2 separate regions of the Homo sapiens genome follow, and region 2 is linked to region 1. A link is a loop called in an ENCODE intact Hi-C map of the cell type or tissue named here. Cell type or tissue: endothelial cell of umbilical vein. All regions are shown on one strand.

The links. Peaks named below come from ENCODE experiments on the same cell type or tissue, not always from the same donor. Only the 100,000 strongest peaks of a DNase experiment are listed, where the experiment ranks them.
Region 2: a loop joins it to region 1, with 4 times the contacts of the local background. A loop is called at or near these places in 1 of 110 quality-filtered maps.

What each region holds. Positions count from the first base shown.
Region 1 is chr5:41,791,781-41,795,780 of GRCh38, forward strand. OXCT1 (3-oxoacid CoA-transferase 1) reads right to left here. Exons shown (of 17, transcript NM_000436.4): 12 at 2,897-2,969; 13 at 2,223-2,298. Among named protein-coding and RNA genes, the nearest start is that of OXCT1-AS1, 76 kb to the right of the region's middle. RefSeq lists an enhancer at 2,727-3,021. In endothelial cell of umbilical vein, no CTCF peak of the experiment used is centred here; DNase peaks (open chromatin) are centred at 1,511 and 2,861; H3K27ac peaks cover 3,292 bases.
Region 2 is chr5:42,983,771-42,987,770 of GRCh38, forward strand. It overlaps FLJ32255 (a long non-coding RNA gene), which reads right to left. Exons shown (of 2, transcript NR_104643.1): 2 at 1,628-1,892. Among named protein-coding and RNA genes, the nearest start is that of FLJ32255, 7.6 kb to the right of the region's middle. In endothelial cell of umbilical vein, no CTCF peak of the experiment used is centred here; a DNase peak (open chromatin) is centred at 1,961; H3K27ac peaks cover 3,378 bases.

The DNA.
Region 1 (4,000 bases):
AACTTCTTTTTTATTTTATTTATTTATTTTTTTTTTTATGAGACGGAGTCTCGCTCTTTCGCCCACAGGCTGGAGTGCAGTGGCGCGATCTCTGCTCACTGCAAGCTCCGCCTCCCGGGTGCACGCCATTCTCCTGCCTCAGCCTCTCGAGTAGCTGGGACTCAAGCGCATGCCACCACGCCCGGCTAATTTTTTGTATTTTTTAGCAGAGACGAGGTTTCACCATGTTAGCCAGGATGGTCTCAATCTCCTGACCTCGTGATCCACCCGCCTCGGCCTCCCAAAGTGCTGGGATTACAGGCGTGAGCCACTGCGTCCGGCCCGCAACTTCTTATAAGAACAATAACCTATTTACCAGGTACTAAGTGTCAAGCTCTGTGCTATGTACTTTGTATGCATTGTCACATGTATTCCTTCATATAGTCCTATAAAGTAGGTACTGTTATATGATTCCCATTTTTACAGATGAGGAAAAATAGGAAATTAGCTCAAGTTACACTGCCAGCAAGCGTCAGAAATAAGACTTTAATCCACAACTATCTCACTACAGGGCCTTGCTCTTACCTACTAAGCTAAGAGAACCAAATGAGACCCCTAAAATTATCTGTTCTCAAACCCTCACTTTATAGATGAGGGCATTTTAACCCAAAGAGCATAAGTGAAATGTTCAACATCACACCTTGATTACTGGTAGAGTCAGTGCTAAAACCCAGGGCTTGCTTTCCTATAGTCACTCTACTACCCCGTATGGCCCTTTTCTAAAATTTGAAAACAGAAATACATTGTAATATCCTACACAAGTATTTCCACAAACTTTCTATCTGACTCACTGTACGATGCTCAGGAGACCCTCCCTGATTTTTTTGAAGCAATCAAAAGCTGCTAACCCTTGTAACTATGGCTGATTCTGAAAGATCAGTATTTTTACAACTAAACTAACAATATAATCCACAATTTGCTAAGGGTTCTTATTATGATGGCTCAATGATGTTTTTCTCTTACATTTTAAAATGAAGTGAGTTGTAATCAATCTTTAATATGCTGGTTCTCAAACCTGGTCACATATCAGAACCACCTGAGTTGCTTTGAATGACCCAGTGTCCAGGCTACATCCCAGATTAATTAAATTAGAGACTACCTGGGCTGGAACCCAGGCATCAAAATTTCTTAAAACTCTGAGGTATTCTAATACACCACCAAGTTTGAAAACTAGGGCTTGAATAATTATTAAAACTTAAACATAACATTTCAGGTGGCATTAGATCAAATGAGCTAGACTAACATGATCTCTAGATCAAATGAGCTAGACTAACATGATCTCTAACATTGTTATCAACTACATTAATCCACCTTCCTCAAAAAATTATTAGAAAACAAATTTAAGAGATTTCAAGAAAACTGTCCTATCATAGACCACCAGCCTCAGTTATTTGACAAGATTCTTCTTAGCTTGTTCTATAGAGAAACATATGGAAATCCTTAAACACACACACAAAGAGCAACCGGGCTACCAGCCAAAATGAGCTCATAATCATAAACATACCCATTATTGTTTCCATGCACGTACTTGGGAAGCAACATCCTGGTCTATAATGAACTACACTCATGAATTAAGTCAGTGATAACAGTCCTCTTTCCAAAGCTAATTCTAAGAGGTTTCTTCCTTGATTTAGGTCACTATTAAATGACAACTGTGCATTTCATATTAAATGACAACTGTGCATTTCACAAGGATATTAAACTCTCACAGGTTTTGAATTCCATAGCAGAGGACAATGATTATTTATGGGGTCACATGACCAATCAAGATGATTTCAATCACTGATTAATAGAATTAACAATTAGCAAAGTTAATTAACAACGCTAACAAACTTGTTAATTGTTCTTCCTAGTTTAAAATTTTAGTTATGGTAAATATTTGTATTTCTTATTTTCAGAGTATAATTAGCCCTTTTTCTGTTTTTTAAGTCTTCTCTAACTTGGTTTCTTCTAAGCAAGAGGTTTCGGCTCTGACCTTGCCTACTTTTAGTCCCAAATGCACAGTAAATTGGCAAAGCTGAATACTTCTCAGTGCTTACTTAATTAAAATTTGATTCTAGTAAGAAATATATATTAAAATATTTCATTTTTAAAGAATCGTGATCTCATGGCCCTTTTTCTTAGTATTTAAAATATAATTATTCTGATCCAAACATAATTCAGAATAAAAAATGTCTACTTACAGGTATCATCCAGTTAGCCAGGTCACCATATTTGGAAACCTGCATCGCTCCTAGCATTGTCAGATCGACGTGTCCACTGAGAAAGAAAGAGGAAGAATAAAGTGAACCTCATAAGCTTTTGTCCCCTTTGCTTGAACTTGCCAGCAATTAGAATAACTTCATACCACCAAAATATACTTGCTTCCCCCACCACACAACTGATTTCCTAATAGATCAGCTCCATGCTGACAGAGAAATAATCACTAAAAATTCTTTTTGAAAAAAAAGTTACAGTATACATTGTTTCAATAACAAACTATGAACAGGTGTACACAGGAAGACTGTTTCCTTCAGTGAGGCAGAATGTGACTACTTGAACACAAACACTAGCTAGAAAGTGAACACAGTTTGAAGAAAATGTTAGAATCCTCAGAAAGCACCTTAGAAATGTTTATTTCAGTATGGTTGGCACAAAGGCATGGATTCCATTTTGGGGGTTCTTTTCCTAACAGTGGGCTGGATATTCAATGCCCAACATTCGATGTGAATAATTTCACACCCTGCAGCCGAACAAACTCCTGATAGTTTTCTGGCTGGGAAATGTGGCTGTGTTTCAGAGCCTTGCTAACACACTCAGACGATGACTCAGCTCATTCCATACTGTCTGAAACATGAGGGGCTCTGTTATTACATACCCTCTAATCATTGCAAATGATTCATCGCTGGAGAAAAAAGAGGCTCCTGGAAGAATAGTAACTGTTTCCTTGCCTAAACACACACACACACAAAAGAAAGAAAAGGCTATTAGATTTCTAAGAGTATCATGGTGAACAGAGGTCCACATCTTCTCCATTCCCAAAAGAACTTAAGCTCCCTTTACCAAAATGCAGTGACATAGCAGGTGGGGGGACACAGTAGGAACCTTTTGTGGTGGAAAGCATTTTGTCACTGACATTGCTCTTGCCTTTGCATGATGATAATGAAAAGCAGACCACTTTTAGTTTTCTTATTGTTTGGAAATTCTCTACAGCAGCAGTCCCCTTTTTGGTACCTCAGACCGGTTTTATGGAAGACAATTTTTCCACAGACTGGGGGATGGGGATGGTTTCAGGATAAAACTGTTGTTCCACATCAGCTTATCAAGCATTAGGTTATCATAAGGAACGGGCAACCTAGATCCCTCATATGCACAGTTTACAATGGGTTCAGTCGGGCTTCTATCAGAATCTAATGCTGCTGATGATTTGAGAGAAGGCCAAGCTTAGATGGTAATGCTCGTTTGCTCGCCTGCTGCTCACCTCCTGCTGTGCAGCCTGGTTCCTAACAGGCCATGGACCGGTACTGGTCCACAGCCCAGGGGTTAGGGACCCCTGTTCTACAGGAAATGCACCCCTCTATTGTCCATACCTCTCCAGCCTCTCGCCATCCCCATTCCCTTCACAATCCTCTGCTAAATACTACTTAGGAATGAGGAGGAAGGAAGTTCTGGGGTAACACCTGTCAGAATCTAATGCTACTGTAAGTCACTGAGACAGAGAGACTGTGGAATCAACATGAACATAAGAAGGAATGCAATTTTGAAGGGAATGACACAGGAGATGCACCGCAGTTTCTTTTTTTAATCAACAAATAACTTCAGTGATAAGAATAACTTCTGAGATGCTAATGTACAGCATATAGTATTAACTATAGTTAATACTATACTGTATAATTGAAATTTGCTAGAAAAGTAGATCTTAAGAGTTCTCACTACAAAAAAAGGTAACTCTGAGGTGATGGATGTGATAATTAATGATTGT
Region 2 (4,000 bases), 1.2 Mb after region 1:
TTAAAACTGGTAGTTACTGATGAGAGGAATTGCAGTGGAAGTAGGAATAACAGAGGAAGGAGAATAACTTAAAAAAATGCATATAATCACATAACATATAAGGGTCTTGAAAAAAAATACTGTAAAAAGCATCATATTAGCTCAACATATTTGCCCTTTTTTTTATTTTTATGTTTTTTGAGATGGAGTCTCGGTCTGTCGCCCAGGCTGGAGTGCAATGGCGCGATCTCCGCTCGCTGCAAACTCCGCCTCCCGGGTTCACGCCATTCTCCTGCCTCAGCCTCCGGAGTAGCTGGGACTACAGGCGCCCACCACCGCACCGGATAATTTTTTGTATTTTTAGTAGAGACGGGGTTTCACCGTGTTAGCCAGGATGGTCTCGATCTCCTGACCTTGTAATCCGCCTGCCTCGGCCTCCCAAAGTGCTGGGATTACAGGCAAGAGCCACCACGCCCAGCCAAAAAAATTTTTAAGGTACAATTTTATGTAAGGCATAGGATTCTTCTTTTTCAAAACCCAACCTAATTATTTCTTTACTCATTTCCCTACTTGATATGAATGCCTGATAACCTGGGACTTCAATCCAGCTCCAGCATGAACTACCTTTGTGATCTTGGACTGTGGTGTAAACTCACTGAGCCTCATCTTTAAACCAAGCAATACCTCTTTGATATGCTAAAACATCAAATATAAGTGTATTTTGTCTAGGCATGCCTGACACACAGAGTTTCTAGAGGAAAGATCCTGCCCTCTAAGCCCTGGTGCAACAGACATCACCACACCCATTCCTGGGATCCCTGACTGTACTTCCTGCTTCCTGGATATCTTTTCAAATAATGTATTATATTTTATTTCATCTCTGAATGATTAAATAAGAGGTCAAATTTGCTCCTATTTTACAAAGTCCCTTTCATGAATACATTCCTAGTAAAAGTTAATGTTTAGAGATTGCTTGGCAGAAAATAATCTTCTCAGTTGGTAATAAAATCACTAATTTTTGTTTTTTATGGCTTGAAAGATAATTGTAATAAGAACAAATATAAAATGGTGACTTCTTTGGTGTATTTTTTCTGTAAGTCAATTTTTTCCATTTCAGGTCATATCCATAGTGAAATTATAATATGTCTTCATCAGAGTCAAATATTCTATTTACAAAAGCATCAATGTAAATAGAAAATATTCTATTTACAAAAAAAAACAATTTCATGATCAGATATTATTCTTTACTGTTAATAAAGTAATAACATGCCAGACTGAAGCCAACATTTCACACCCATGTGTTAATATTCTACCATGGGCAGGGTATGGTATCTCACACATGTAATGACAGCTCTTTGTGATGCAGAGTGGGGAGGATACCTTGAGGCCAGGAGTTTGAGACCAGCCCAGGCTATATAGAAAGATCCTGTCTCTACAAAGAAATTATTTTATAAATTAGCCATGGGTGGTAGCACACAGACCTAAAGTCCTAGCTATTCCGAGTGCTGAGGTGGTAAGGTTCCCTTAGGTGTAGGAGGTAGAGATTACAGTGAGCTACAATTGTGCCACTGCATCCCAACTGTTACAGGACCAACAGATTCATATGCCTGCTGCACACTTACATACCAATTACACTGAGACAGCAGAGTTTGCATCAGAGAAAGAGTTTAATGATTACAGGCTTCTGAGTGAGGAGACAGGAGCAAACCTTCAAATTCATCATTCCAGAGAGTTCTGGGCTACAGTTTTTAAGGGGATTGTGGAGGGTGAGAGGCTGGAAAATTGGAGAAATTGATCAGTTGGGGTAGGGAGATGAAATCATCAGGATGTGGAAACTGCATTTTCTGGTGACTCACCTTCTCATGGGATCCTGCAGAACAGCTGACATGAGTAGTTTTACTGGCATGCAGGACCTGAAACAATATTTCAAAGGGAAAACTTAATGTTTCCTTAATATTTAAGTTGTTATCTATAAAGTAGTTGAGGTGAACTATGATCTTGTAGCAGAGTCTACATACTTCTGAGAAAATAGGCAGTAAACAACTATAAGGAAGCAGGTCAGGGACAAGTTGACCTAATGATTAATGCTGAGTGTGCTGGGATATAGTATGGATGTTTGTCCCTGCTCAGATCTCATGTTGACTTATAATCCCCAATGTTAAAGGTGGGACTTGGTGGGAGATACAGGGTCATGGGAGTGGATTCCTCCATGGCTTGATGCTGTTTTTGCAATAGTAAGCTTTTGCACCATCTCATCGTTTAAAAGTGTGTGACAACTCTCCACCACTCTCTCTCTCTCTTGCTTCCACTCTGACATGTGATGTTCCTGCTCCTCCTTTGCCTTACAACATGACTGGAAGCTTCCTGAAGTCTCCCCAGAAGCAGACGCCACGATGCTTCCTTGTACAGCCTACAGAACCATAAGTCAATTAAACCTTCTTTTGTTTTGTTTTGTTTTTTACAAAATGCCCAGTCTCAGGTATTTCTTTATAGCATGCAATAATAGCCTAATACATGCTACCTGCGGAGTTTACATTCATTTCTCTCTGATAAAGTTTAGATGACGTTTCTCCTCCAAATATCATGTTGAAATGTAATCCTCAATCTACAGATGGGGTCTGGTAGGAGGTGTTTGGGTCATGGGGGCAGATCCCTCATGAACGGCTTGGTGCCCTCCCCGCCATAATGAGTTTACAGGAGATCAAGTTGTTTAAAAGGAGGCCCGGTACCTCTCCCTCTCTCTCTTGCTCCTTCTTTCACCATGTGATACACATGTTTTTCCTTTGTCTTCCACAATAAGTGGAAGCTTCCTGACACCCTCAACAGAAAACGCTAGTGTCATGCTTGTACAGCACAAAACTGTGAGCCAAAATAAAAATCCTTTCTTTATAATTTAATCAGTCTCAGTTATCCATTATAGTGTGAACATCAAATATCTGAGACAGGTCTCAGTCAATTTAGGAAATTTATTTTGCCAAAGTTAAGGGCACGCACCCATAACACAGCCTCAGGGAGGTCCTGACCACATATGACCAAGGTGGTCATGGCACAACTTGGTTTTATATACTTTGGGGAGATATGAGACATCAATCAATATACATAAGATGTACATTGGCTCCGTCCGGAAAGGCGGAAAAACTCAAAGTGGAGAGGGGGCTCCCAGGTCATAGATTGGTAAAAAACAAACAGATGCATTCTTTTGAGTTTCTGATTAGCCTTTCTAAAGGAGGCAATCAGTTATGCATTTATCTCAGTGAGCAGAGGGATGACTTCGAGTTCTGTCTGTGCTTTGTCCACAAAGAAATTCCTTGTGAGGGTGAGGGAGGTATGTGGCTTTTTTTTTTCCTTTGAGAGCAAGTTTTGCTCCTGTTGCCCAGACTGGTGTGCAATGGCAGGACCTCAGCTCACCACAACCTCCACCTCCCAAATTCAAGCAATTCTCCTGCCTCAGCCTCCCGAGTAGCGGGGATTACAGGCATGTGCCATCACACCCGGCTAATTTTGTATTTTTGGTAGAGACGGGGTTTCTCTATGTTGGTCAGGCTGGTCTCAAACTCCCGACCTCAGGTGATCCGCCCACATCAGCCTCCCAAAGTGCTGGGATTATAGGCGTGAGCCACTTTGCCTGGCCGGTATGTAACTTTTTCAACTTAGCAGCTATATTCTTTAGGAATAGAATGGAAGGCAGGTTTGCCCTAAAGCTCCCAGCTTAACTTTTCCTTTTGGCTTAGTGATTTGGGGGTCCCTGGATTTATTTTCCTTTCACATTTCCTCCCGTTTCTTTTTAAATTCTTTCAGATAAAGCATTTTACAAGAAAGTGAGTCTCCTCTAACATGATATTTGGAGGAGAAGAGCCATCTGATCTCTCATGGCTACGATGGTTTATTCCCAGTTGGGTAGGACACACATTATTAGGAGGGCTCATTTTTAGCAGGTTGTGAAGTCTCACATCCTATGAAGAGAAAATATGGGTAGGAAAGGAGAAAAACAGCGACAAACAAACCAAAAAAGATAATTCTG